Linked DNA regions of Homo sapiens: region 2 is linked to region 1. Evidence: chromatin loops called from intact Hi-C (ENCODE). Cell type or tissue: PC-3. All regions are shown on one strand. Each heading gives the region's core, and the rest is flanking DNA. Links, peaks and the distances in the headings are about the cores only. Region 1 has its middle 22 kb from the start of XDH. Region 2 overlaps XDH (xanthine dehydrogenase).

What was found. Hi-C counts contacts between places; a loop is a spot of excess contacts. Peaks named below come from ENCODE experiments on the same cell type or tissue, not always from the same donor. Only the 100,000 strongest peaks of a DNase experiment are listed, where the experiment ranks them.
Region 2: a loop joins it to region 1, with 7 times the contacts of the local background. A loop is called at or near these places in 5 of 110 quality-filtered maps.

What each region holds. Positions count from the first base shown.
Region 1 is chr2:31,429,464-31,444,885 of GRCh38, reverse strand. No RefSeq gene overlaps it. Among named protein-coding and RNA genes, the nearest start is that of XDH, 22 kb to the right of the region's middle. RefSeq lists an enhancer at 14,051-15,250. In PC-3, for the core only: a CTCF peak has its summit at 9,775; no DNase peak of the experiment used is centred there.
Region 2 is chr2:31,377,974-31,393,395 of GRCh38, reverse strand. It overlaps XDH (xanthine dehydrogenase), which reads left to right. Exons shown (of 36, transcript NM_000379.4): 7 at 5,101-5,169; 8 at 5,499-5,585; 9 at 6,841-6,982; 10 at 9,549-9,641; 11 at 10,244-10,395; 12 at 11,670-11,763; 13 at 13,420-13,529. Among named protein-coding and RNA genes, the nearest start is that of XDH, 29 kb to the left of the region's middle. RefSeq lists an enhancer at 9,828-10,369. In PC-3, for the core only: no CTCF peak of the experiment used is centred there; DNase peaks (open chromatin) are centred at 8,445, 8,835 and 9,445; H3K4me3 peaks cover 860 bases; H3K27ac peaks cover 2,368 bases.

The DNA of each region.
Region 1 (15,422 bases), core at 8,367-10,866:
AACCATCCTTCTACTCTATACGTTCATGAATTCAATTGTTTTGATTTTTAGATCCCACGAATAAGTGAGAACATGCGATGTTTGTCTTTCTGTGTCTGGCTTATTTCACTTAATATAATGATCTCCAGTTCCATCCATGTTGTTGCAAATGACAGGTTCTCATTCTTTTTTTATGGCTGAATAGTACTCCATTGTATATGTGTACCACATTTTATTTATCCATTCATCTGTTGATGGACACTTAGGTTGCTTCCAAATCTTAGCTATTGTAAACAGTGCTGCAACAAACATAGGAGATCAGTATATCTCTTCAATACACTGATTTCCTTTCTTTTGGGTTTATGCCCTGCATGGGATGCTGGATCATATGGTAGCACAATTTTTAGTTTAGAAACCTCCAAACTGTTCTCCATAGTGGTTGTAATAATTTACATTCCAACCAACAGTGTACAAGAGGTCCCTTTTCTTCACTCCTTACCAGAATTTGTTATTGCCTGTCTTTAGGATATCAGGACACTCGCCTCAATCTACCCAGACTCAAAGAGTTGTGGGTGTTTCCTTTTCTCTGCAACCTTGCCAACATCTGTTATTTTTTGACTTTTTGACAATAGCCATTCTGACTGGTGTGATACTGTTGGTGAGAGTTTAGTTCAATCATTGTGGAAAGCAGTATCATGATTCCTCAAAGAACCAAAAGCAGAACTACCATTTGATCCAACAATCCCATTACTAGGAATATAAATCATTCTACAATAAAGACACTTGAAAGTGAATGCTAACTGCAGCACTATTCACAATAACAAAGACATGGAATCAACCTAAATGTTCATCAATGACTGATTGGATAAAGAAAATGTGGTACATATACACCATGGAATACTATGCAGGCATAAAAAAGAATGAGATCATGTCTTTCGTGGTAACATGGATGGAGCTGGAGGCTATTATCCTTAGCAAACTAATGCAAGAACAGAAAACCAAATACCACATGCCCTCACTTTTAAGTGATAGCTAAATTATGAGAACTCATGAACACAAAGAAGGGAACAACAGACATTGGGGTCTAGTTGTGGGTGGAGGGTGGGAGGAGGAGGGAGGCAAGCAGAAAAGAAAACTATTGGGTTCTGGGCTTCATGCATGGGTGATTAAATAATCTGTACAACAGATCCTGGTGACATGAGTTTGCCTATGTAACAAACCTTCATGTGTACCTCCAAACCTAAAATAAAAGTTTAAAAACTAAAAATAAAAAACAAAATAAAATAAATGAGTAAAGATTTACTTCTTCCAAGAGCTTACATACTACCTTATTGAGGAATGTAGATTGTATAAAACATACTCGAATTCATTAACTCCTTTGTTGCATCCTCAAGGACACTATAAAGTAGATAAGGTAGATTTTTAAAGATGGAAGTCCCAGATAAGATTGAATATTTATTGATTAACTAATTCTGTTATTGGATCATATTCCAGGCACCATGAGATACAGTTTGGATATTTGTCCCCACCCAAATCTCACGTTGAATTGTAATCTCCAATGCAAGAGGTGGGGCTGATGGGAGGTGTTTGGGTCGGGGGGTGGATCTCTCATGACTTGGTATTGTCTTCACAATAGTGAGTGACTTCCCACAAGATCTGGTCATTTAAAAGTATGTGGCAACAATCCCTGCGCAATTTCTCTCTCTTGCTCCTGCTTTCACCATATGATACGCCTACTCCCTGTTTGCCTTCCACCATGATTTTAAGCTTCCTGAGGCCCCCCTAGAAGCTGAGCATATGTTGGCACCATGCTGCTTGTAAAGCCTGCAGGACCATGAGCCAGTTAAACCTCTTTTCTTTATTTAAAAAAAACTACAACTTTTTGTTTTGTTGAACTTTTGTATTCTTGTTTTATGTTAATTTCATTTATTTATGCTCCAATCTTTATTATTATTGTTCTTTTTCTAATTTTCAGTTTGGGTTGCTCTTGTTTGTCTAGTTCTTTAAGATGCATCATTAGATTATTCATTTGAAGTTTTTCCTCTTTTTTTGATTTAGGCACTTACAGCTATAAACTTCCCTCTTGGTGCTGATTTTGCTATATCTGATAGGCTTTTGTATGTTGTATTTGCATTATCATTTGTTTCAAGAAAATTTTCAATTTCCATCTTAATTTCTCCATTGAACCACTGGTCATTCAGGAGCATATTGTTTAATTTCCATGTGTTTGTATAGTTTCCAAAATTCCTCATTACTAATTTCCAGTTTTATTCCATTGTGGTCAGAGAATGTGCCTGATATTGTTTCAATTTTGTTGAATGTTTTAAGACTTGTTCTGTGACCTAACATGTGTTCTATCCATGTGCTGAGGAACAGAATGCGTATTCTGCAGCTTTTGGATGAAATGTTCTGTAAATATCTACAGGGCTATTTTATCTGTAGTGCAAATTAAATCTAGTATTTCTTTGTCGATTTTCTGCTTGGAAGCTTTTTCCAATGCTTAAAGTGGGGTGTTGTGGTTTCCACCTATATTATGGTATTAAAAAGGCCTATCTCTCTCTTTAGCTCTAATAATATTTGCTTTATAAATCTGGGTACTCCAGTGTTGGCTGCATATATATTTAAAGTTGTTATATGCTCTTGCTGAATTGCCCCTTTTGTTATCATATAGTTGCACACAGTGTTTATATCTCTCATACTCACAGAATACTTTTCTTAACACAGCAACAGTTATGTTCTTTTGCCACACTTTTGTCACTGGGTTTCTGATAAATTGTTCTTAGAAAAGGCGAAAATTTTAAAAGCTCAGCTATTTCAGAAGTGAACAGAACATTTAAATGAAACAAAGTGAAATTTCAAAAACACCTATAAGTGGTAACATTCAAAGACAATCAATAAAATAATTGAAGTAGAGTGTAAAACTTCCAGACCAAACATGCCACGAATGGAATATTTTTAAAAATGAGAAAAGTCATAGAAAAAAAACAGAGTAGAATGGTAGAAACAAGCCCAAATATTTTAATAATCAGTAAAGTGAAAATGAGTTAAACATGCCAGTTAAAATAGACTTAGACTGGATTTGAAAACAGTAATACAAAATTCTGCCCGTGCTTTTATAAAAACATGCCTGAAACTTAAAGTCCTGAAAAGGTTAAAAGTAAAAAGGCTAGAAAAAAGATGAAATACCTAAATCCTAAACAAAAAACGCTGACAACAAGATATTAATCTCAGATAAAATAGACTTTAAGACATAAAGCATCTTTAGGAGTAAATAGGTCTCTAAGTAATGCTTAAAAAGCTTAAGTACCTAAAAGCTACCTTAACATATTTCAAAAATATAAAGCAAAAATTGATAAGGTACCTAGAATTACCATGAGAAATGAGCACATTCAGCATCAGAATGGAGGATTTTAATTTTAAAAAGTTAAATTATTGAGAGGTGAAACAGACAAATATTAGGGTGTGGTTAGGATTAACTGATAATGTGTGTCATTTAGCTTTTTAATTTGATAGAATGCCTATTTAGTGCTAGACACTATTCCAGACTTCGGGTCAGAGTGGTGACATACAGATATGGTCCCTGATCTCATGGGACTGACAGTCCAGGTCCTAGGGCTGATGGAGAAGGATGTTCACAACACCCCCTCACCATGACATGGAATTTGGAGGTATAGCTTAGTGGTTAAGTTTGCACACTTTGAATGGAGATCTTGTTGGGCCTTGTCTCTAGCATACAGGAATTGCATGGTTTGAGATGATCATTTAATCTCTGGCCACTCATCTATAAAGTGGATGCAATGCCTATCTCCAAGTGCTGGTGAATAATACTATGTAGGGTATTTGAAGCTCTTAGCACAATGCTTGGCATTAACTCTCAGTAGTTGGTCACACTTATCATCACCTGTCATTTTGCTAAATCTTTGAATCAACAGTTGCTGCTGAACCAGATGGTCGAGCTTTAATAACACCGTGATTCATAAGTAATGATATTTTGTGGATGAGTATTGAATGAGTCAATCTATTTTCCCACAAATCCTAATTTTCCAGTTTTTTATTCTTTTTAGCCAGCTTCATAGTTTTGCATATTTGGGACTTGTGGTTGGTGAAACTGAATGCTATGGTTGCTTTCTGTTTTTTTTTTTTTTTTTTTTTTTTTTTAAGATGGAATCTTACTCTGTCGCCTAGGCTGGAGTGCAGTGTGCAGTGACACGATCTCGGCTCACTGCAACCTCCACCTCCCGGGTTCAAGTGATTCCCCTGCCTCAGCCTCCCGAGTAGCTGGGATTATAGGCACCTGCCACCGCACCCAGCTAATTGTTTTGTATTTTTAGTAGAGATGGGGTTTCACCATATTGGCCAGGCTGGTTTCGAACTTCAGACCTCAAGTGATCCACCCGCCTCAGCCTCCCCAAGTGCTAGGAATACAGGTGTGAGCCACCGCGCCCTGCCTGTGGTTGCTTTTGACAGTTCTTTGTGTGCTCGGAACCTAAGAATCAGATTATGCATGTGTCTTACTTAGCATCCTGGTCAAAATGGCCACTTCCCACCCCTCTCCACATGACTAGACGTTCTAACATTACATTTGCATAAAACTCAGAATTGGAAACTACTAACTTAAAAAAACATTCTTTTATCAGTGGCTGCCCGGTTATGAGCTCCTACTTCATTTTAAGGGATCAGCACCAAATATGGCCAGGAATCAAAACAGAGACCTTAGTGCATTTCTGCCATGTGTATGTAATTCCTTTAATACACCAATAAATATTTACTAAATGCTTCTGAAATGTCATACTCTTTTTTATTTCAGAAATGGTGGAGAATAAGTTGTGATTCCTACTCTGGAGAATCTTACTGTTTAGGGGGAGGAATCAGGCAGGTATAAAAAATAATTCTGCTCCCTCTAAGAGCAAGAACAAGGCAAGGATGTCTACTCTCACCACTTCTTCTCAACATTGTTCCAAAAATTCTAATCAGTGTAATATGGTGGACATCACAGAGAAATAGAAGGCATAAATATTGGAAATAAATAGTTAAAACTCTTTATTCTCAGACTAATAAAAACAACTAGGGCAAGTGAATTTATCAATGTCATAGGGTATGAGGTCAGTATGCAAAAATCAGTTGTATTTCTATATATTAGCAATGAAGCATTGGGAAACAAAATTTACAAAGCAATACCACTTATAATAACACCAAAAATATAAAGTACTTAGGAATAAATTTAACTGAAGATCTTCAAGTCCTTTACATTGAAGATTCCATGGCATTGTGGAGATATTAAAGACCTAAGTAAATGAAGTGATATACCATGTCCATGAATTAGAAGGCTCACTGTTGTTTTTTTGTTTTTGTTTTTGTTTTTTTTTTTTTTGAGACGGAGTCTCGCTGTTGCCCATGCTGGAGTGCAGTGGCGTGATCTCGGCTCACTGCAGGCTCCGCCCCTCAGGGTTCTCGCCATTCTCCTGCCTCAGCCTCCCAACTAGCTGGGACTACAGGCGCCCGCCACCTCGCCCGGCTAATTTTTTGTATTTTTAGTAGAGATGGGGTTTCACCGTGTTAGCCAGGATGGTCTCGATCTCCTGACCTCGTGATCCACCCACCTCGGCCTCCCAAAGTGCTGGGATTACAGGCGTGAGCCACTGCGCCCGGCCGGAAGGCTCACTGTTGTTAAGATGTTAGTTCTCCCCAAATTGGTCTATAGAAATATAATATCAAACAAAATCCCAGTTGAAATTTAGAAGCTGATTTTAACACTGACATAAAAATTCAAAAGACCTAGAATATCCAAAACAATCTTGAAAAAGAACAGGGTTGGAGAACCTTTGTTTTCTAACTTCAAGACTTATAAGAAAACAGAATATTTTTGTGATCTTGGAGTAGAAAAAAATTTATTTATTTATTTTTTTATTTATTTTTATTTTTTATTTATTTATTTTTTATTTTATTATTATTATACTGTAAGTTTTAGGGTACATGTGCACAATGTGCAGGTTAGTTATATATGTATACATGTGCCATGCTGGTATGCTGCACCCATTAACTCGTCATTTAGCATTAGGTATATCTCCTAATGCTATCCCTCCCCGCTCCCCCCACCCCACAACACCCCAGAGTGTGTTGTTTCCCTTCCTGTGTCCATGTGTTCTCATTGTTCAATTCACACTTATGAGTGAGATCATGCGGTGTTTGGTTTTTTGTCCTTGTGATAGTTTACTGAGAATGATGATTTCCAATTTCATCCATGTCCCTACAAAGGACATGAACCCATCCTTTTTTATGGCTGCATAGTATTCCATGGTGTATATGTGCCACATTTTCTTAATCCAGTCTATCATTGTTGGACATTTGGGTTGGTTCCAAGTCTTTGCTATTGTGAATAGTGCCGCAATAAACATATGTGTGCATGTGTCTTTATAGCAGCATGATTTATAGTCCTTTGGGTATATAGCCAGTAATGGGATGGCTGGGTCAAATGGTATTTCTAGTTCTAGATCCCTGAGGAATCGCCGCACTGACTTCCACAATGGTTGAACTAGTTTACAGTCCCACCAACAGTGTAAAAGTGTTCCTATTTCTCCACATCCTCTCCAGCACCTGTTGTTTCCTGACTTTTTAATGATTGCCATTCTAACTGGCGTGAGATGGTATCTCATTGTGGTTTTGATTTGCATTTCTCTGATGGCCAGTGATGGTGAGCATTTTTTCATGTGTCTTTTGGCTGCATAAATGTCTTCTTTTGAGAAGCATCTGTTCATGTCCTTTGCCCACTTTTTGATGGGGTTGTTTGATTTTTTCTTGTAAATTTGTTTAAGTTTATTGTAGATTCTGGATATTAGTCCTTTGTCAGATGAGTAGGTTGCGAAAATTTTCTCCCATTTTGTAGGTTGCCTGTTAACTCTGATGGTCCCTGGGATGCAAGGCTGGTTCAATATATGCAAATCAATAAATGTAATCCAGCATATAAACAGAACCAAAGACAAAAACCACATGATTATCTCAATAGATGCAGAAAAGGCCTTTGACAAAATTCAACAACCCTTCATGCTAAAAACTCTCAATAAATTAGGTATTGATGGGACGTATCTCAAAATAATAAGAGCTATCTATGACAAACCCACAGCCAATATCATACTGAATGGGCAAAAACTGGAAGCATTCCCTTTGAAAACTGGCACAAGACAGGGATGCCCTCTCTCACCACTCCTATTCAACATAGTGTTGGAAGTTCTGGCCAGGGCAATTTGGCCGGAGAAGGAAATAAAGGGTATTCAATTAGGAAAAAAGGAAGTCATATTGTCCCTGTTTGCAGATGACATGATTGTATATCTAGAAAACCCCATTGTCTCAGCCCAAAATCTCCTTAAGCTGATAAGCAACTTCAGCAAAGTCTCAGGATACAAAATCAATGTACAAAAATCACAAGCATTCTTATACACCAATAACAGACAAACAGAGAGCCAAATCATGAGTGAACTCCCATTCACAATTGTTTCAAAGAGAATAAAATACCTAGGAATCCAACTTACAAGGGACGTGAAGGACCTCTTCAAGGAGAACTACAAACCACTGCTCAAGGAAATAAAAGAGGATACAAACAAATGGAAGAACATTCCATGCTCATGGGTAGGAAGAATCAATATCGTGAAAATGGCCATACTGCCCAAGGTAATGTATAGATTCAATGCCATCCCCATCAAGCTACCAATGCCTTTCTTCACAGAATTGGAAAAAACTACTTTAAAGTTCATATGGAACCAAAAAAGAGCCCGCATCGCCAAGTCAATCCTAAGCCAAAAGAACAAAGCTGGAGGCATCACGCTACCTGACTTCAAACTATACTGCAAGGCTACAGTAACCAAAACAGCATGGTACTGGTACCAAAACAGAGATATAGATCAATGCAACAGAACAGAGCCCTCAGAAATGAGGCCGCATATCTACAACTATCTGATCTTTGACAAACCTGACAAAAACAAGCAATGGGGAAAGGATTCCCTATTTAATAAATGGTGCTGGGAAAACTGGCTAGCCATATGTAGAAAGCTGAAACTGGATCCCTTCCTTACACCTTATACAAAAATTAATTCAAGATGGATTAAAGACTTAAACGTTAGACCTAAAACCATAAAAACCCTAGGAGAAAACCTAGGCATTACCATTCAGGACATAGGCATGGGCAAGGACTTCCTGTCTAAAACACCAAAAGCAATGGCAACAGAAGCCAAAATTGACAAATGGGATCTAATTAAACTAAAGAGCTTCTGCACACCAAAAGAAACTACCATCAGAGTGAAAAAAATTTCTTAAATAGAGTAACCATTAACCATAAAATAATTGATAAGTTGTGCTAAAACAAAATTGAAAATTTCTCATCAAGAAACATCATTAAGCAAGTGACTAGGCAAGCAACAGACTGGGAAAAGATGCTTAAGATGAATGTATACCTCAAGCAGGTACTTGAATTCAGAATATATACAGAATTTTTACAGTTCAATAATGCAAAGACAAAAATCTCAATGTAAAACAGACACTGTGCAAAAGAAGATGTAGAAATTGTTAATAAGCAATGAAAACATGTTCAAAATCAGGGAAGTAATGAAAACCACAAGACACCGCTTGACAACTACTCAAATGGTTAAAAGGAGAGATTGATGACAATAAATATTAGACAGGATGTGGAGTAGCTAAAATTCTTATATGTTGCCAGTGAGAGTATAAAATGTTATGCCCACCTTGAAAGACTACCTAGAAGTTTCTTACGAAGTTAAACACACACCTATTCTGTTACCCAGCATAACAGAAGAGTGGATAAATAAGTTGTGGTGTATTCTTACAATGCAATACTATTCAGCAATAAAAAAATGAATTACTAAATAAATGAATCTCAAAAACATGCTGAGTGAAAGAAGCCAAATACAAAAGAATAAATACTCCATGATTCCATTTATATGAAATTCTATAACAGACAGAAGTAATGCATAGTGATAGAAATAAGAACAGTAGCTGCTACTGTTGGGGGCAGGGAGTGGGGATTGATTGGAAAAGGGATGAAAGAACTCTCTGGAATGACACAAATTGTGGGGGCAAAACGAGTGTACATATTTGCCAAAAATTATTGAACTGTATACTTAAGATTTGTGCCTTTAATGGTATATAAATTTAAAAGAAGGAAATAACTCTATTAAAAGGTAGCCATTTATAATTTTACCAATGCTTAAGTAGCAAACTCAAATATCCTATTCTCCGATTACATTCTCCTTGGCCTCATGAAGCACTCCACAGTACCTTGTATTCAGGTACAAGTCAATGGACCATTACTATAGGCCCTCCCTTGCAGATACCCTCAACTCTCTCACCTCTTTCCTCCTATTACATGTGCCTGTTGCAACTCAATTCTGCATAAACCTATTCACTGCCTTTTCCATGCCTGCCTCCATGCAGTTGAAACTGTGCAACAGTCCCACAATTGGGTAGATTGATGTGACTTTTCACTTCTGTGATAACAAGTACTACTCTAGGCTCATGATTTCCAACCTCAAATGGGAAACTGGCACTGCCAGTCACCACACAGCCGAGATAAGTCCATTCTTTGACTCTCCTCAAGGAATATTTGTACATTCTCCAGTTTTCCAGCTGTATTCATCTTACCCTGTATTCCTCTCAGCTAACGACCTTGTCTCATATTAATTAAAAACAAAACACACAAACACCACCCCACCCTCACCCCAAATCCCACAGTGTACAATACAGAAACTCTACCTGTTTCTCTCCACTACCAAATTCAAACACCTGGTGGCATCACCACCCAATTTTTCTCCTTCATTACTGTTTCTGGGAAGAGATTTCATTTCCTCTGCAAAGTCAGACTCCCCATTTGTGCTCTGATCCCTCCCCCTTTTTGCCATATCAGCCGGTTTTGTTCCATCGTTAACATTTCCATCTTTACTCTCTATTGGATTTATCCAATAATTATTCAGACATTTGTACATTACCATCTTTATCCTAATCATCCCCAGCTATTGCCCCCATGCTCTGTCTCCCTTAACTGCACTTCTTGCAAGAGTTGTCTGCAGTCTCATCCTCACCTCTCATTTAATCCTCACTGTATTCAGTTTTGGTTTCTGCCTCTTCCATTTCATAGAAATGGATTTTGCGAAGGGCACTTTGTGCTGCCAAAGCCAGTGTCCTCATCGCACTGGACTTTTCTGCGGTAGTCTAGGCTGTTAAACACTTCTTTCCGGAAACATGCTTCATCTCTTGGCTTCCTTAACACCAGACCCCCAAGTTTTCTCCCAGCTTTCTGGTCTTCTCAGACTCTTTTGCCAGCAGCCCTTTCTCCCCACTACCCCAACTGAACTCTAATATTTGAGTTATTTAGGGAGCAAGCAGTCCACAATCCTCTTCTCTTCTTGCTTTAAATTTGCATTCCGCCCATTCCCATGACTTTGGATTTTACTATATACTGTGATCCTTAAACAAACATTTGTAGCCTGGACCTTTATTCCAGGCCCCAGACTCTCACTTTCAACAACTTACTCTACATTTCTATCTCAGAGGGCTCACAGAAATCTCACAATGAACATGTCCCAAGAAAAAATTTGATTCCCTTATTCCCACCCCTTCATCATTCTTTCTCTTCTGGGTGAATTGGACTTAGGAAGAACCAACTCCATCTTTCTTGCTACCTTTTTCTGACTCATTGCTCCTCCCAACATATTCTAATTCATCACAAATTGCTATCAGTTCTGCCCCTAAAACATGTCTTAAAATTATTATGCACATGTCCATGTCCATCTCCGCAGGTCCAACCCAAGTCACATCATCTTTTGCCTGACTGTTGCCTGAATAACTCCTGCCTCTCTTCAATCCACTCTCCATGTGGTAGCCAGGTAATTAAACAAATGGATATAGGACAATGTCTCATGCTCACACACAAACTCCCCCAGCCACTGAATACTATCAACGTCTTATGTCATGTAAAACACAATCTAAAACTCTTAACATGATCTCAGGCATGCTTTAGCTTTCCTCACCAACTTCCCCTTGAATTGCTTTTCTACTCACTCGCTACAGTAATTTCCCTCCTCTCATTGGTCCCTCAGGTATACCAAACTCTTGTCATCTCAGCGAGTCTGTACAACCTGTTCGCTCTGCCTGGAACATTCTTTCCACCACTTTTTGCCTGGCTAACTCTGAGTCAACTCTCAATTCCAACAATACTTCCTCAAAGTGGCCTTATTCTGTCTCTGAAAGAGTTCTGAGAGGCCAGTCTTTCCTACTGTAACCTGTAGGCCAGTTTGTATTAATAAATATATATTTATTTGTGTGTTGATTACAATAAATATATATTTATTTAATGCTAGCTTTCTCTAGAGATATTTGATCTCCACAAGGCCTGTTTTGTTTACCATTGTATATCAGTGGGTGCACTTCCTGGCCTCTAGTAGATGCTCATAATTATTTGTTGAATGAATATGAGGTACATAATGATAAGTTCTCCAACCTCAGGCCTGGATCAATTGTCTGTTTTTCTGTGTAACTGTCCCAAATCCCCTCCAGGCAGGGTGTATGGTTTACTCTGACGAAGTTCTATTCGATAGCCCTCTGTGTTTACATTTACAGTGCTAGTAATGGTAGATGTCACTAATATTCACAAATATCCCATGCCCCTCCACTTTGAGTTATAGATAGGATTATACTTTCTTGCTGTGTTAGATTAAGTTTTGCCCCCAGTATCTGCTGCCTCTGTGTGATAAGATTATTCTACTTCCCTACCTTTGCCATCAGTCTTGGCCACATGAGAGGTGGTGCCCCTCCACATAGGAGGATTATGCTTCTCTGGTATCAGATATTGACCATGAAACTCATTTTGGTCCACAAGTAGAAGTGAAGAATGCCACTCCTGAGCAGAAGCATTAGAGCTATTACATCAGCCCACAGACTTTCTTTTCTATCTATAATGAGAGTGACATTGTCTCACATAGAGGCTGCTCCTTCAGCCTGGAGCCCAGGGTATTAGATGACCACAGGATGTATGAGAGAGAAAAAAAAAATCACTATTTCTATAAATGCTTGAGACTTGGGTGATCATTCCCACAGTTTAACACAATCTAAGCTGACTGATGGACATACCTCCTTAAAGTTATCTGCAACTGGTTCTGCCAACAAAATATGAGAAGTCATATGTATCACTTCCAGGCAGGTTTAGTTTGGTTGAATCTCTCCAGGCTTGAGAAGTCAGGGCCTCTGGGCCCAAATGCAGTAAGACAGTAAAGAATCAGGAACAAAACATTAAGCATATTAGATATGTATGTCTTAGTAAAGAGAGAGAATGAGAATACAGTTATACTTTGATCCTCTAACCCAAATCCATACTGCTGGCCTTTGGGCCACTAAGCATTTTTATTGGATAGGACCTGATCTCCTGATCTGTAAGGGTCCTGAATCCCTGGATATCTTTTTTTTTTTTTTTTTTTTTTTTTGAGATGGAGTCTTGCTCTGTCGCCCAGGCTGGAGTGCAGTGGCGCAATCTCGGCTCACTGCAAGCTCTGCTTCCTGGGTTCATGCCATTCTCCTGCCTCAGCCTCCCGAGAAGCTGGGACTACAGGCACCCGCCACCACGCCCAGCTAATTTTTTTGTATTTTTAGTAGAGACTGGGTTTTATTGTGTTAGCCAGGATGGTCTCCATCTCCTGACCTTGTGATCCGCCCGTCTCGGCCTCCCAAAGTGCTGGATTCACAGGCATGAGCCACCGCACCCAGCCAGATCCCTGGATATCTGAGACCACTTAGTCCAATCTCTGAGACCACTTAGTCCACAAGTGATAGGAAGGAGTACTTACTTCCACAGTTTGGCCCAAGACAGGCCTCACAGGAGGAGTTCGTGCTCTCTCTCTCTCTCTCTGCCTGCTGGTGGTCATTGCTGTGTCTCAATGTGGGATTCAGAACCTTTTCCCTAGAAGGTGCTGAGAGAACATCATTACTTTATTGGTAGGTGCACACGGCCAGGAAGTCTTTGGGAGAGTGGCATAAAATACGTATAAAATACTGCCAAGCTCCAACTTCTGCTTTCAGAAACACTTCTTGATACTTGCTCTAATCCTGGCATTAACAAACATTGTCTTCTTACAACCACCAGGTAAGGAAACTATTACTGTCTCCATTAAATAATGGGGACATAGGGTCAGAGAGTATAAAGATCTTGCCAATGGATGCAGAGCTAGTGAGTTGTGAACCTGAGATCTACAAACATTTGAATTCTTGCTTCTTCTTCTTCTCCTCTGTCTCTCTATCCCTTCCATTCTGTATGTTACTGAAAATGCACAGACCACTACTAATCTCTAATATCTCCTTCTCTAAATCTCATCCCTAGGATCTTTTTCTTTGAAAGCTCTTCCTTCTGGTCTGGTATTGAAGGATATTTTTCAGTCTCCTGAAAATAGTTCCTTTGTGACAAAAATTAGTTCTTACAAGTGTAATGGAAGAGCTCTGAGAGGCAAGTTTTGGAGTCAAAACAGCAGAGCCTTCTTTCCCAATTCCTGTCGGTTACTCGGGCATAGGTTGTGCCAGCAAAAACAAGCTTCGGGCCCCCATAGGAAACCAGGGAGGCACAGGGCTCGGTTGGAGCTGCTGGCTCGAGACCTTCCTAGGTATCACCCAGTGTCTATCTGTGTACCACAGGTGCTGCAGAAGAGAAAAAGCCTGCTGCAGGCCCCTCTCCCCAGAACGTGTCCCAGAACTAATTGTAGGTGATGTCTCCTGAGTCAAAGAGCACACCATAATTAGGGGGACATGCTGGGGCTGCCACAGACATCCACATCTTAGACGGTGCCACCCACTGTGCCTGCTGGCTGCTGCCGTGTCTTTTCTCAAGCTGATCTACCGGCTCTTGATGGTGACTAATTGTCAGCTTGTGGTTCTGCTGGACATTTCAAGGCCTGTCATAGTTGGGCCTTGAGGAAGCTCCTGGTGGAATTTTGAATGGCACACCTGAGTTCTGTTAAGCTTTGTACAGAAGCAGTGTCTTCCCACCCTTTCCTTGCTGTTTCCTCTCTTTTCAGTGGGTGCTGACAGGAAAGGGATGGATCTCCAGGCCCTAATTGAGGGAGAAGGCGGGTTCTGTGCACGTGAAGATGAGTCTTTAATTTAGGTCAGACAAATGACTGATTTTTGCAGTTGATATCTGACTCTCACGCCTTATTCTTTAGCTCTGGAAAACTGGCCTTCACAGACACAAGTTGGTATTAATGTAGGTATTCCTTATCTGGTTCTACAAATGCTGATGCAGCGCCATGCTTCCAACACAATGTAAAAGTGAATCATAGCTGCCCCACTGCACGGCTAAGCAGTAAGGGACTTGAGTGTGAGACCTTTGCTTCCTGAAGGGGCAAAGAGGAAACCTAGGAAGAGCTTTGAGAGGGGAAAAGCAGCAAGCAGAGGGGCTTCTCCTTTCTCAGCGGGAAATGAGAGAGAGTGTCTCACTTTCCAGGGCTTTTGGTGGAGTTGGGGAAGACAAGTCCATGGTCTGGCCCATTCTCAGTGACTTCTTGCCAGCACTGACTCACCTGGCTTGTGTAGAATTAAGTTGGCATCATGCCACAGGAAACCACAAGGCCACAGAGGTGGGCAGGAGTGCCTGGCTCATCCTCCGTCTGCTAGAATTGGTTTTTTTGAACTACTTTCTGACTTCCTCCTTCATCTTCACCGAGACCGCTTTTCCCACCTGTCCCTTTCTCAGCCCTTCCTTATGGATTCATTTGTCCATTTCTGGACTGCTTCCTTCCTTTAGCAAGCATTCTTTCCAAATCCCTTCAGAAGTGTTCCTTGTGAGATAGTTTCCAGCAATCATTGCCCTCAGAGGTTGAAACCTTGAGTCACTCCCATGTGACCTCCCGTTTTCTGGAAAGTCCTAGTTCACTTAAGCCAGCATGTCCAATGATTGGGGTTTATTTAGGTGGAACTCACTTCCCTGTCCCTGGATTTTCATTGTTGATTGTTGTGGTTTTGTTTTTCACACATTGGGGATTTCCTTCCTGACTCTTCCTTCTTGGCCCCAATCCACTGCTGATTAAATCTCTGTGTGGATCCTCCACCAGGCCCTGCATCAGCTGCTCTGTCGTGAGACCCACCTGAGTGCTCAGGTCTGAACCTCAGGGATCTAGTGGAGTAGAAGGAGTGCTGATTCTAGAACTAACAAGTGGGCTTCAAGTGAAAGTTCTGCTGCTTCGTCACTCTCAGAAACTATTTCTTCAGGAGAAAATGAGACTTACAATATCACATATATGAAGCTGCCATGAATTGATGTATATAAATAAACAAGAAAACCATATTAAACCACAGTGCATGGTCATAACAATGGCGAAGAGGAAGAAAAAGGAGAAGAGTGATGAGGAGAATAAGCACAAGACGACTTTCTCTTCCGGGTGAGAGGGAAGCAACCTTAG
Region 2 (15,422 bases), core at 7,268-9,767, 50 kb after region 1:
GAGAAAAAGAGGGGCATTAAAAATAATAAAGGAATCAATACTCCAAGAAGATATAACAGTCCTTAATGTGTGTGCACCTAACAACAGAGCTTCAAAATACATGAGGCAAATCTGGTGGAACTGCAGAGACAAATAGATGAATCCATTATTATATGTGAAGACTTCAACACCCTTATATCAGAAATGGACAGCACCAGGCCAAAAATCAGTAAGGACATAGTTGGACTCAACGGCACCATCAATTAATTGGATATAATTGACATTTATAGACTACTTTAGCCAACAACAGCAGAAAAGACATTTTTCTCAAGCTCACGTGGAGCATTCACCTAGATGGACCACATTCTGTGCTATGAAACACACATTTACAAATTTAAATTGCATGAATAGAGATCATACAATGTCTGCTTTCAAACCAAAATGAAATTAAACTAGATATCGATAACAGAAAGATAGCTGGAAAACCCCCAAATGCTTGAAGATTAAACAACACAATTCAAAAGAACACATGGTCAAAAAGAAAATCTCAAGGGAAATTTTAAAATATTTTGAATTAAATGAAATTGAAAATACAGCTTATCAAAATTTGCAAGATGCAGTGAAAACAATGCTTAGAGGGAAATTTATAGTATTGAATGCATATATTAGAAAGGAAGATTAAAAATCAATAATCCACCAGGCACGACGGCTCATGCCTGTAATCCCAGCACTTTGGGAGGATGAGGCGGGCGGATCACGAGGTCAGGAGTTCAAGACCAGCCTGACCAACATGGTGAAACCCTGTTTCTACTAAAAATACAAAAATTAGCCAGGCATGGTGGCACACACCTGTAATCCCAGCTACTCAGGAGGCTGAAGCAGGAGAATCACTTGAACCCAGGAAGTGGAGGTTGCAGTGAGCCAAGATTGCGCCATTGCACTCCAGCCTGGGTGACAGAGTGAGACTCCATTTCAAATAAATAAATAAATAAATAAATAATAAAAATAAAATACAAATAAAATCAGCAATCTGGGCTCCCACTTTAGAAAACTAGAAAAAAAAAGGCAAATTAAATTCAAAGTAAGCTGAAGAAAAATAAAATTTGGAGCAAAAATCAATTTCATTGAAAACAGACAATCAATAGAGAAAATCAACATAACTGAAATTTGGGTCCTTAAAAAGATCAATGAAATTAATAAGCCTCTGGCCAGGCTAACTAAGAAAAAAAAGAGAAGATCCAAGTTACTAATATCAAAATAAAAAGATCTCACTATAGAGCTCATGTACATTAAATGGATAATGAAGGAATATTAAGAACAACTCTATGCTCATATACTTGATAACCTAGATGAAATAAAACAATTCCTTGAAAGATGTAAGCTACCAAAACTCATACAAAAAGTAGATAATCTGAATAGGCCTATAACTATTGAAGAAATTGAATCATTAATTAATAACCTTTAACACAGAAAGCACCAGGCCCAGATAGATTCACTGGTAAATCCTATCAAACATTTAAAAAAGAAATTATGTCAATTCTCCACAATCTCTTCCAGAAGATAGAATCAGAGGCAATACAAAAGTTAATCACTTTCATATGTAACAGCAATGTATAAGTGGAACTTGAAATTCAAAACACATTATCATTTACGTTTTACATTAATACTCTCCAACAAATGTAATACTTAGGTATGAATCTAAAAAGTGTGTACAAGATTTATGTGAGAAAAACTACAAAACTCTGATGAACAAAATCAAAGAACTAAACAAATGGAGAGATATTTCTTTTTCATGAATAAGGAGACTGAATATGTCAAGATGTCAGTTGTTCCCAACTGTAGACTCAATGCAATCCCAATCAAAATCCCAGTAAATTATTTTGTGGCTATCAACAAATTGATCCTAAGGTTTATATGGAGAAGAACAAGATCCAGAATAGCCAACTCAATATTGAAGGAGAATAGAGAACAAAGTCAGAGGACTGACACTACCCAATTTCAAGATTTACTACAAAGCTGCAGTTATCAAGACAGTGTAGTATGGACACTGTCCATACTACAAAAAGAATGGACAAAAGAATGGACAAAGAGATCAATGGAACAGAATAGAGAGCCCAGAAATAGACCAACATAAATACAGTCAACTGATGTTTCACAAAGAAGAAAAGGCGATACGATGGAGCAAAGATTGTCTTTTTAATAAATGGTGCTGCAACAGTTGGACATTCACATACAAAAAAAAATGAATCTAAACACAGACCTTATACACTTCTCAAAATTAACTCAAAATGAATCATAAACCTAAGTGTAAAGCAATAAAACTCCTAGAAGATGACATAGGAGAAAACCTAGATGACCTTGGAATGATGATGACTTTTTAGATGCAACACCAAAGGCATGATCCATAAAAGAAATAATTATAAGCTGGACTTCATTAAAATTTAATAACGATGAATGAGGAGACAAGCGGTACACTGGGAGAAAAATATTTGCAAAAGACACATCTTGTAAAGTACTTATCCAAATATACAAAGAACTTATAAAACTCAGCAATAAGACAATGAACAACTAAATTAAAAAATGGGTAAAAGACCTGCACAGCTACCTCACCAAAGAAGGTATATGGATGGCCAGTAAGCATATAAGTTCGACATCATATGCCATTAGGGAATTGCAAATTGAAAGAACAGTGAAATACCACCACAGGTCTATTAGAATGGTCAAATCCAAAACACTGACAACATCAGATTCTGGTGAGGATGTGGGGCAACAGGAACTCTCATTCATTGCTGGTGAGAATGCAAACTGCACAACCACTGTGGAAGACAATTTGGCAGTTTCTTACAAAACTGAACATGTCTTATCATGCACCTCAGTGATCACACACCTTGGAACTGACTCAAAGGAATTTAAAACTTATTGCCACATGAAAACCTGCACAGGCATGCTTACAACAACCTTACTCATAATTGCCAAAACTTAGATGCAACCAAGATGTCCTTCAGTAGGTGAATAAACTGTAGAACATCCAAATAATGGAATGTTAATTCAGTGCCAAAATGAAAGGAGCTATCAAGCTATGAAAAGACATAGACAAACCTTAATTGCTACTACTAAGTGAAAGAAATCAATCTTTAGAAGCTACATATTGTATGATATCTATTCTATGAAATTCTAGAAAAGACAAAACCATGGAGGCAGTAAAAAGACTAGTGGTTGCCAGTGATTAGGGGAAACAGAGGGATGAATAGTCAGGGTACAGAGGTTTTTTAGGGCAGTATAACTCTTTCTGTAAGATATCATAAGGGTCAACACCTGTAATCATGCATTTGTCAAAACCAATGGAATGTACAACACCAAGAGTGAACCTTCATGTAAATTAATGGACTTTGGGTGATAATGATGTGTCAATGTGGGTCCATCAGTTGTAACAAATATGCCACTTTTGAGGATACTGAAGTGAGAAAGGTTGTGCGTGTATGTTGGGATAGGGGTATTTGGGAATTCTCTACATCTTCCACTCAGTTTTTTCTGTGAACCTTAAACCACTCTAAAAAAAAAACTTTTTTTTTTAAAGGCACCAGTGCAGAAGCCTTAGCCTATTTAGTAAAGTAGGAATCTCAGGAGGGTGGGGATGAGAAAATGTAGTCTTATCCAACCTCAATAGACCTTGAGGGCAGTGATGCATTACTGTACATCACAGTAATTTATGTCATTAACACACCAATGAATTATCAAGAAAATAGATCTAAGTAATAATGCACTGGCACTTTGTCTGGAAAAGGCGCTTCTGTGAAATATGTCCTTCCTCAGAGGGCCAGGTGAGTGGGATGCAGGACTTTCACTTCAGGTAGGCCAGGGCATTTCCCTACATCACTCCTTCTCCAAGAAGAAAGGTGAGAAAAGGCACTAAGAAACCTCTCTTTCTTCCTTTCTTTCTTTCTAAATATAGAGGGGAAGTGCAAGGTGGCTGGCTGGGGGGAGGCTCAGAATGGACGGAGCAGGTCTGGTGTCCAGTGCTGGAGCTGTGAATGCAGGAAGAGTCTGCACACGGAGCAGCGTGTCCAGGTGGTGGGGTGGGTGGGGTGTTTCTCTCCTGATGCCACTGCCTGCCTGCTTACAACTTCTCCAAGGTCACACCTCCAGCATCCCATGAGTGCTTTCTTGCAGAAGACAACGAGTTGTGAAACAGACTCTGGAAAATGCCAGCATGGCATGGTGTCTCCTGTGGCTGACTTGCAGAAGGACTGCTCCCAGCCTGCTTTTTCAGGAATTGACTACCCGATAAAAGTGCCTGAGGCAGAACCTATGAGTTTCCCCTACTTTTTCATCTCAGCACAACTCCAGGACTCTGTCTTCTGAAGCCCTGAGCTGCAGATCAGTCAGCTGAGTGCGCCCCTCTGCCACCCTGCAGTGCCTCGGTGCTGGGTGGTAGTGATTCTAGACTCTGTGTGTGCTCTGCCACTGGTATCCTAAGAGGTCCTGAGCAAGTCTTTTCCCAGAGATGCTGGGTGGTCTGACCTGCATACTTCTCCAGAACAGGCCCACAGTGAGGAGTGAAGGGTGTTTACCTTTCTGGGAAGAAGTGCCTAATAAGCAGTAGGGAGGCCATTGGGCACACTGGCTGGACACAGTGCTGGGCTCAGCACCCGTCTTGGACATCCTTTGGCAGGGTCCTGCAGAGAGCCCAGCCTGGGAGACACCAGCCACGCCCCTAGAACCTTGCTGATCTGGAAGTCAAGCCTCTTGAGTCTTGAGAGAGCCAATGGGAATATCCCTCATAGACGCTTCCTGAGGAAGCAGCACTGAAGAAGAGAAATGGGCATAAGGGATAGGTTTTGATAAAGTAGGACCTAGCTTTTATGGAGAAAAGTTCCTGAAATTCAGTGGCCTTGTTGCTCCTATTTGTTTATCCATGAGTTGTTTAATCTACGTTAGCCAAGCAAGAGGGAATGTAGCGGAGGCCTCCACTCTGGGCAACAGGCAGGCAGGATGCCCCTGCTGTTGATGCTGGGACAGGCGTCAGAGCTGGAGTGTTCTGGATATTAGTAATCTAGATTCCTTAGCTTCTGCAAATACTCTTTGTAAATACCCTTGTGCAGATGTTCATCATCTCTCTAGGATGGTGGATGCTGTGGAGGAGATGGGAATAATCCAAATTGCTGCATGAACCAGAAGAAAGACCACTCAGTAAGTGAGTTCTTCTCCCCCTGGAAGCCTGGGGGTAATCTGAGACTTAGAGGAGTCAGTGCACGAGCTCCATGTCCCTGGCGGTGGGGGCTGGAAGAGGAACCTACGGTGAGTCGGTGATGGCAGACTGTGGGGATGGTGATGGTGCACGTTAGCCCCGGGTCCTGTAACTGAGACTCTCTCATTCCTGCCTCCCAGGGATTACCTGCTCCTCTTGCAGCCTGCAGGGGGCTGGGAATGAGCTTGCTGGAAGGAAAGGCTGAATTGGTCCTCTTGGGTGTTTGAAAGGAGGAGATACTGCATCACCTACCTGTTCTCTTTCCCCATAGGTCAGCCTCTCGCCATCTTTATTCAAACCAGAGGAGTTCACGCCCCTGGATCCAACCCAGGAGCCCATTTTTCCCCCAGAGTTGCTGGTAGGTGATGCCTCAGGGACAGATCCAGCCGGGTCTGTACTGTGAGTCCCTGGAAACCTGCTTTATTTTCATACCCACTGGGAACTTTGTGTCTTTCTTGTCCTTTATGTTTCAGCTTAAATTTCCCTTCCATTTTCTGACACTCCCCTAGGTTGAGTCTCTGCTATGTGTACCCACAGCCCCTGCACTTCAGTTCATGTGTGTCACAGTTACAGTTATTAATTTGATGTCTGTGTTCCTTGCTAAATGACAAGCCCCATGAGGATAGGGACTGGCTCTCTAGGCACACTGTGTAGTGTAGCAGGTTCACTATAACCATTTGTTGATCTCCTGCCTATATCTAATACATAAGCACTCCAAGAAACGTATTCCCTCTATAAGCAATCCATTTATTTAAAACAAAACAAAACAAAACAAAAAACGAGAGCTCTCTTCAAAGGACATGATCTGCAGCTCACAGCTCTGTCTTAAGGAAACCCCCTCACACCCACTTTATCACCATCACTCTAATATTTATGGCAACGAAAGAATCAAGCCACTCGGAGTTTTTGAAGTGCACACTTCTCAGAGTTTTGAGCTATGAAAACTACCTTGTAGCTTCAACAGGCCAGAGAGAATGGCTTTGCAGCAGGCCACCAGCAGATCTTTCTCTGGACTGTGAAACTTTGAAAATACTGGCAGTTCGATTTGAGGGCTTCGTTCTCAGCCCAGTGTCTTCCTGCAAGCACTAAAGCCAGCCTTCCTAGGCATCCCCTTATAACAAACTCCTTCCTTCCTTCCTTCCTTCCTTCCTTCCTTCCTTCCTTCCTTCCTTCCTTCCTTTCTTCCCTCCCTCCCTCCCTCCCTCTCTCCCTCCCTCCCTCCCTCTCTCCCTCCCTCCCTCCCTTCTCATGCCTTGTCCATGGTGCCCCCTGGAGATATTATGGGGCACTGCAAGGAATCTGGCTTTCAGCCAGGTCTGTTGGGGACCCCTCATGGCAGGTGACCTTCAGCAGGTCCCATAACCTCCTTGACCCTCAGGATCTTCTTTCACTGGTGAAAATGAGGCTCATAATGCCTCCTTCATGGAAGTCTTGTAAAGACTAGTCCCAATGGAGTTCCTGCCTCTGAACATATTACTTCCCCTTGCTTCTTCCTGTTAGATATTTTCATTCTGAATGTCAGTAAAACATCCCATTGAGGACTTAAAGCAATTTATAAGAGGAATGACAGTAGGAAGAGGGAGACAGTGTAGTAAGAAAACTGCATTTCCCAGAGGCTGAAAGACACTCCTCGGAAGCAGCTGCGATTTGAAGGGGAGCGTGTGACGTGGATACAGGCCTCAACCCTCAAGGAGCTGCTGGACCTCAAGGCTCAGCACCCTGACGCCAAGCTGGTCGTGGGGAACACGGAGATTGGTAAGGGCCAGGGAGGCTGCCCTGGGGCTGCCAGGGGGTCTGGGGGTGTTTCTAGGTCCTCTTGCCCATCCTCACCTCCCCCTGACTTTACTTGCCTCTGCACCCTATCCCTCTGCCCCACTGACTACCTGGAGCCCACTGGAAATCCCTGGACACTCCAGTTCCTGCAAAGGCCCCTAGCTGTGGAGTCCCACAGGCCTGGCTCAGCCCCTTGCTGGATGTGTGACCTCAGAAAAGTTGCTTGTCCTCATCTACCCTCATTTTCTGTTTTTTATATGGGGATACTAACAACTCCTTGAAGGATTGTTTTGGGTGTGAAATGAGATCCTTGCATGTAGTTGACTTCTCTCCACAAACATTTACAGAGCACCGAGCATGAGCCAGGTACTCTGGAAGGGGCTTGGGATACAAAGCTCAATTGGACATGGTTCCTTGCCTTCAAGGGCCTTCTAGTCTAAGGGAGGAGGAACTAATTTAAGCAAAGTGTCTAGGCCAGTGGCTGATGGACACTAGAGGTTCCATAAATGTCGCTTTTGACCCCACCACCCCACTTTTTCTGGGGGAGGATGTGATAAGGTAAAGAAGAGGAGAGCTCCAGGTGTGACTGTGTTTGTGTTGCCTATGACCATGGCCACCTGCCCTGTCAGTGCTACCACCTAGGACGTGAGGCCTGGAATAGTTGAACAGGCTGGGAGACTCAGAATATGCACCTCTCAGCCCCAGTGCTGTAAGAGATGGGGAGAGGTTCCCAGGTCCCTGCTAATCTCTGTCGATTTCTAAACCTGGCATGGCCTATTTCTACTTTGCTGGATCCCAAGCCTAGTGAGGATCTAAGGAGGAGACCGTGGGACAGCTGAGGACCTCTGCTGTGGAGGGGCATGCTCTCCTTCTAAGCAGTCAGGTCCTGGCTCTGGTTCCTGAAGGAGCTGCCAAGCCCTGAGTTCTGGTTGGCTCCTCAGCCACAGAGAGGAGAGCCTGGCTTGGGTCAGTGCTGATGGAGTCAGAATGGACGCCTCCCTCGTGCGCACATATACATAAGATAGAGTCCCCAACTGTGGTTTTGTGACACACTGAGGCAGCAGGGTGGGCTGAGACACACCTCAAGAAATGTGATCTTGATGGCCATGGCTCAACAGGACTCATGGCTCATGTAGCTCAGGTGTAGCTTGATTTAAGGTGGCTGGGGGAATCTTAGGAGGTCCTTCTTTTTTTTTCCTCAAAGACAGGGTCTCACTCTGTTGCCCAGGCTGAAATACAGTGGTGCAATGTCACCATAGCTCACCTCAAACTCATGGGCTCATGTGGTCCCCCACCCCAGCCTCAAGGGGATCATTTCACACTTGCATGCTCCCTGCCATGAGCCATCCAATGTCCTGGGCCCAGTTGGATTCCAAGAGAAATGAATAACAAAGATTACCTAAGTTCCACAATTAGAAATGATTTCTCAAGACCATTTCCTTCTGCGCCACTCCCTTCTCTCTTATACATACCCCAATAGCATAGTCACCTCCAGTCAACGCAGAGTGTTGGGGGAAGGCAGACAAAGAGAAAACCTTAGTAACGTAGAACTTGCTGCTTCAATCTGTGTTCTTTGTCCTGGAAGCTGATATTCAAAAGGGGCTGGTATTCAGGTGCTTCTAGGATTTCTGAAGGGAGCTTTGAAGATTCTGGAATCTGGGGATCCACAAAGCCTAGGGCCCCCTTCAGAAATCCTAAACAGCACCTGGGGGGAAGGGGGGGCAAAGAGGTCACAGGTATTTCTTTTTTAACCTTTTCCATCTATACACTGTTGGCAGGGCTGGGAGAGGTGCTGAGCCAACTGGGTCTAAGGAACAGAGGCACACTTGTTTAACAGAGGCTTCTGACTCATTTAGTCAGGAAGGCCAGAAACCACACACAGATGTGTGGCCCCGCAAAGCCAGACAACTTGAAGAACTCAGGCAGATAGTGGGAACTGGAGGACAGATTTGAAGTTTTCCCTCCCATTTTCCTTTTTTGTTTTAATGTTAAACTTTCATGTTTTTATTACGATTATACCCCAACACGAATAATCATTCCAGTACTGAAATTTGGTTATTCTTAGCTGTGTGATTTGGGCAAGAAACTTAACTTTTCTGTGCCTCAGCTTCTTCATCTATAAACAGAAAAATCATAGTACCTCATAGGGTTGTTGTGAGCATTAATTAAGTTAAAATAGGGAAAGTGCTTAGAAGGGTTCCTGACATACCTTAATTTCCTGTGTTTTCTAATGTACACAAACACACACACACACACACACACACACACACACACACTAGAGTGAATTCAAACTCATTTCATTTGAATTCAGGTAGGTTTTTTGAGAGGGAAAGAAAGACCTAGTTTTGGGCTGACAGTCCAAAGACTGCATCTAATCCCACCCCTGGTCTACTGAGTTTCCTATTCCCAGACACCTACAGTCACCAGAGAGCATATTATGATTGTGGATATGTCATATATCCTGTGTGTAATGGTGAGAAAAGCTGCTAAGGCCTGCCCTGGTGATACAACAATGGGCCTACAACTTCAGCTTCTTGTTTCTCTCTAGGCATTGAGATGAAGTTCAAGAATATGCTGTTTCCTATGATTGTCTGCCCAGCCTGGATCCCTGAGCTGAATTCGGTAGAACATGGACCCGACGGTAAGAGGAGGTTCACTCCAAGCTTATGGAGGGGCTGTGAGGCTGGGGATAGGTTACAAGGTGGGTGGCAGGTATCAGGGTGGTCTCCCCACTGGCTCTGGCTGCCCCCTGCTTCTCCTGGGGCTCACCTTGCACAGGGAAAGGCGGGAGGAGACCCCATTCATTGCTGAAACATCCATGGTAGGGTGCCAGTGGGCAAGAGGCTGCGGGATCTTCAATCATTTTTCTCAATTCTGGCTACACATTAGAATCACTCATGCGGGGGTGGGGAGGTGGGGATTGTGCCTGAGTGCTTTTAAAAAGAATGCTAGGACTTCACCTTCAGAGATTCTGATTTTAATGAGTTGAGAACTACTGGTTTAGAGGAAAGAGCATTGGTTGTAGGATCAAGAGGCCCAAGCTTGAGTACTGGCTCTTTTATTAGCTGTGTGGCATTGGTTAGGTCACTCAACCACTCTGGGCCCTCATTTCCTCATCCATGGAAAGCTGTGAGTCCTGATTCAGCCTTGCTCCAGTTGCTGGAAAGCTTCAGAGGAGCTGTGCATGAAAGCCTCTTCTGAACTGTGGGAAGAATTGCTGTGATTCCGAACGTGCGTTCCCAGGTATCTCCTTTGGAGCTGCTTGCCCCCTGAGCATTGTGGAAAAAACCCTGGTGGATGCTGTTGCTAAGCTTCCTGCCCAAAAGACAGAGGTGTTCAGAGGGGTCCTGGAGCAGCTGCGCTGGTTTGCTGGGAAGCAAGTCAAGTCTGTGGCGGTGAGTCGCTCTCAGAAGCAAGCGAGGCCCGTAGGATGGAGCTTTCATCTGAAAGCAGGGCAGCCAGACTCTCACTGTGTCAGTGCAGTGGGCCTCAAACTTTAGCGCTTAGAGTTGCCTGGGAGGAGCAGTGCTTGTTAAAGTGCAGATTCCTGGGCCCCACCCTCAGAGATTCTGATACATGGGTCTGGGATGTAGCCCAGCTCTTCAGGTGCTTCTGATGAAGGTGGTCTGTGGGGCACCCTGGGAAATGCACTCCACGACTCATAGGCTTCATTCTGTGGTTGCAGAGATGAGGCTTCCTGCCTCCCTCCCCCTTCCTGAGCTTGGCTGAGCCAAACAGTAGGTGAACAAGAGATATGGATATGCTAGGGAGAAGTCAGAATTGAGAGGGGAATTTCCTTTCAGAGCTATAGGGAGAACCAGAGACAGAGCCCTCCCACAGAGGGAGGAATACACCTGTTGATTATTCAGTCAGCCTTCAGACAAGTCCCCACATTCCCAGTTTGCAAATGGTGGCATTCGAACACCCTATGCCAATGGAAGCTCTTCACAACAGTTTATGGTGTCGGAAGAAAAGCTATCTCTTCCATTTTTAAATTGTTTTTTTAAATTAAAACAAAACAGCCTACTCCTATTCCTCCCAGCCCCCACCCCAAGTACCTGTCACTTCTGATTATAGATAAGGAAACATAAACTGTAGATAAGGAAACATAAACTCAAAAACTCTGCTGAGTTCCCTAGTTCTGCTAAAATCTATTTCCAGGAAGAATTGTATTTTCATCGTGCAACTGATTTTCTTCCTGTTTTCTAATAACGAGAACCCTGTATCTGATTCTTCTTACATTTTTTTTGCCAAGTTACCAGGAAGTTCAGATCCAAATAGAGCAAATTGTTCAACCTTAAGTCTTCCTCCTCTCTTTCCTTGATCTTTATCTTCTATTTTACTAAGTCTATATGGCCTCTGTGATAAATCACCTCAATCCTTTCGGGAAAAGGTTGGGTGAAATCATCAATCAAACACACACACTTAAAGGGGCTTGCCTGCTAAAATTTTAGAGTGGGGATCCAATCTCAAGTATTCTGATTTCAAATTTTGCGCATTTTTCAGAATGCCGAAGTTCTCACTATGCTGGTATTGTGACTACAGTAGGCACAGGACCTCAGGGGTTTGCCTGCAGCAGGTGTCACCTGGCTGGTATGTTCAGGAGCCTGCTACGTGAGCAGGGGTTTCCTGGGGTGGGCTCTCACTGCATGCTCTCTGCTTGTTTTAGTCCGTTGGAGGGAACATCATCACTGCCAGCCCCATCTCCGACCTCAACCCCGTGTTCATGGCCAGTGGGGCCAAGCTGACACTTGTGTCCAGAGGTGAGCTGCCTGAAGCAGAGGTCCAGGAAGAAGGACTTGGGGGAGAAAAGTCTCACCAGATAGGTCATTTTCTGGAGAAACAGAGCTCAAAGTTCAGTGACCCAGCTTTCCCTGTGATTTGGATCCAGGGAAGCATGGAGAATGTACCTGGTTTGGTGGACGGGAAAGCTGGATATTTTCTCTGTAGAGAATTCACAGCAGGAACTGCTACCTGCATGCCTTACCTAGTGGGGTACTGGGGCTGGGATGCACTGGCTCACCACAGCCTGCTGTTGGATCTTCAGGAATTCTGTGAACCATTTGTGAAACACAGTTATTAATAAAAATCAGGCCAAGTGCGGTAGTGCGGTGGCTTATGCCTGTAATCCCAGCACTTTGAGAGGCTGAGGCAGGAGGATTACTTGAGGTCAGGAGTTCAAGACCAGCCTGGCCAACATGGTGAAACCCCATGTCTACTAAAAACACTAAAATTAGCTGGGTGTGGTGGTGTGTGCCTTTAGTCCCAGTTCCTTGAGAGGCTGAGTCAAGAGAATCACTTGAACCTGGGAAGCGGAGGTTGCAGTGAGCCGAGATCTCACCACTGCACTCCAGCCTGGGTGACAGAGTGAGACCCTGTCTCAAAAAATAAAAATAAAAATAAAATTGTATAAAATTACAATGAAATAAATTATATTCAAAACAAAAGGAATAAATACTCAAAATTCATCACTTCGTAAGTACTTCATTTTGCTGTTATCAGTGCTCCTGGAGTTATTTGCATCTGTTCTGTCTGTACGGTGGAAATGCTCTACAATTATGTGCTCCAGTGCATCTCTGCCTTGTCAGAGGGTCCCCAAGACCACCCCGGCTCTGATATTCACTGAGAGGATTCAGCATGCCGTCATATTCCTGGCTATGACTTATTATAGCAGGAGGATGCAAAATCAGCAAAGGGAAAAGATACATGGGAGCAAAGTCTGGAGGAACCAGGTCCAATCTTCCAGAGACTTCTCCCAGTGGAGCCACACAGTGCATGCTTAATTCCTCCAGCAATAAGTTGTGACAACACAAGTGATGCCTTGCCTACCAGGAAAGCTTGTTAGAGGCTCAGCGACAGAGGTTTTCTTGGGAGCTCATCACATAGGCAGCCTCTACTAGCATGTGCCTAAAGTCTGGACTCCCAGAAGGAAAGCAGGGGTTCAGCATAAACTATTGATTGTACAGATAATTTAGGCGCAGTGAGCTGCTCCATCATGGAGCACTGGGAACCCTTCTGAAGTACAAGTTCCCAAGGGCCAGCCTTGTAAGCAACCCCTACAGAGGACAGCAGTCCGGGTTGCTGTGCTAACTCTTTCCTGCCTTCTTCCCAGCTTCACATTCAGTGATGCAACTTTGGTGGCCTGGAAGTATTTACACCACAGAAATTGGCAAATGCTATAAACCAGGGCTTTTCCCCCTACACGGAACTGGTTGTTAAAGATTCACCAGCACACCATTGCTTAAGGATGCTTAAGGATTTCAGAGAGAGGATTTGGCCCCAATTGTGCCAGTCATTTGCTCTGACTGTGGGCATTGGAGACCAGCATGAAGAATCCCACTGATGGTTATCCTTTCTCCCCATGGGGGGTTCCCAGCCTTTCCCTCACTTTGGCTCCTCTTCATCTTGCTTCTGTACAGGCACCAGGAGAACTGTCCAGATGGACCACACCTTCTTCCCTGGCTACAGAAAGACCCTGCTGAGCCCGGAGGAGATACTGCTCTCCATAGAGATCCCCTACAGCAGGGAGGTGAGATGTTGGAAGTGGTTCCAGGCTCTGCTCAAATAAGTCCTATTGCCAGGCTCTAGACAAAGAGATCAGAATCTGCTTCAGGGACCAACCTGAGCATCTCTCAACCTTTACATTGATGATTTTTCTCTCTGAACTTTGCCTCTGTTGAACCAACCATACTCCTTTCTGGACAATGAGAAGTTGCAGGATAGGAGTCCACATGGCATGGACTGTGGAACCAGATAGCTAGAAACTTGGTCCTGAGTGAGCCATTTCACCTTTCTGAGCCCCAATTCCCTTATCTGTAAAATGGGCACCATGTCACTTACTATACGGGTTATTGTGAGGACTGAAAATAAACAATTCATAAGGTTCCTGGTGATGCCTAGAAGCCAGTGGAGATGACCAGCAGCTAAGAACAGAATTCCAAGAACACATCTAGCTGTCGAGGATTCCTGCCCATGTCAGAGGAAATTTGCTTTCCCGTGGTAAAGAATGTGGGGTTCATGTGCTGCATGAAGAAGCTGCCTGTGGCTCAGACCCTCATACGCTGACCTTAGGCTTGACGAGGTGTTGCTTCACTGACCTCGCTGTGGATTGGTGCGGATGGATTCCTGCTTCATGAGTGGCTCTTCTGGCCTGTTGGGGCAGGTCTGGGCACCACTGGCTGCCTTCCTCTTTGTTCCCTGGGCCCTGTGATGTCTTGACCTGGTGTGGGTCTTTCCTCCCTTAGCAGCTACCAGCTCAGAACACATCCAAAAGGGCCTGTCAGAAAAGGCATCTGGGAGAGGCTTGGGGAGCCACTGTCAGAGAGAGTGTGAAGGTTTCCCACAGCTGGAGCTTTAGTGAGTGTTCTAAGGCATGTTTTGCCCTTGGTAATTTTGACCTCCTTAATGAGAATGCTAATTAAATTAGAGCATTTATATCCCTGAGGTGGTTTCTTAATGGTTTTCTAGCTTGTCTGTATAGACCATTTTGAGCAGTGATTCCCAGAGTTTTGAATTTCACAGTTCAGTAAACTTTTTTTTTTTAATTATGAGTGATGAAAGTGGGGAGGAAACAGGTGTAGCTCTATTCAGTTTTTATTTGCCAGGTATGGTCATTAACAAAACACATCCTTCCATGAAAGAAAGGAGATTTTAATACCCAGAATTAGAAACTCTCAAGAAAGGGTATTGTCAGCCTGACACTGACAGTTCACTGTACCCCAGCGAGAATGTCCCCGTGGATGGGCACAGTCCTGGGAGTGAGCACCTGGGACCTCTGTTCCAGAACAAAGGTCAAACTCTGGGCTCAGTGCCCCAGAGCCACACATGACATGCAAGCTGAGCTAGCTTTATCATCAGGAGCGGGCTCCATGGCTTCTTCAGGGAAAAGTGGGTGGCCATTTGGGGGCCTCAACTGTGGGCCTCATTGTGCTTTTTCCAATAGATCTCCTCTCCCTAAACCTGCTAATTTTGGTGTTCATCAGAATTTGTGGTGCCAGAGTGAGTACAGACCTCAAAAGGAACCTGACACAGAAAGGGCCTGAAGTCAGGTGGCTCTTTCCTGGAAAATAGCTCATGCTCTCCTCCTATCCTTAAAGAAAGATCCTGGCTCGAACCCAGGAAGGAAAATGTGTTTAAAGCACAAGGGCAGTGATTGTTTCATAGTGTGATAGTGATATTTTCTTTCTTGCTTGCTTTCTTGCTTTGCTTGCTTGCTTGCTTCCTTCCTTCCTTCCTTCCTTCCTTCCTTCCTTCCTTCCTTCCTTCCTTCCTTCCTTCCTTCCTTCCTTTCTTTCTTTCTTTCTTTCTTTCTTTCTTTCTTTCTTTCTTTCTTTCTTTCTTCCTTTCTTTCTCTTTCTTCTCTTTTTTTTTGAGACAGATTCTCACTCTGCCTGCTGGCCCAGGCTGGAGTGTGGTGGCATGA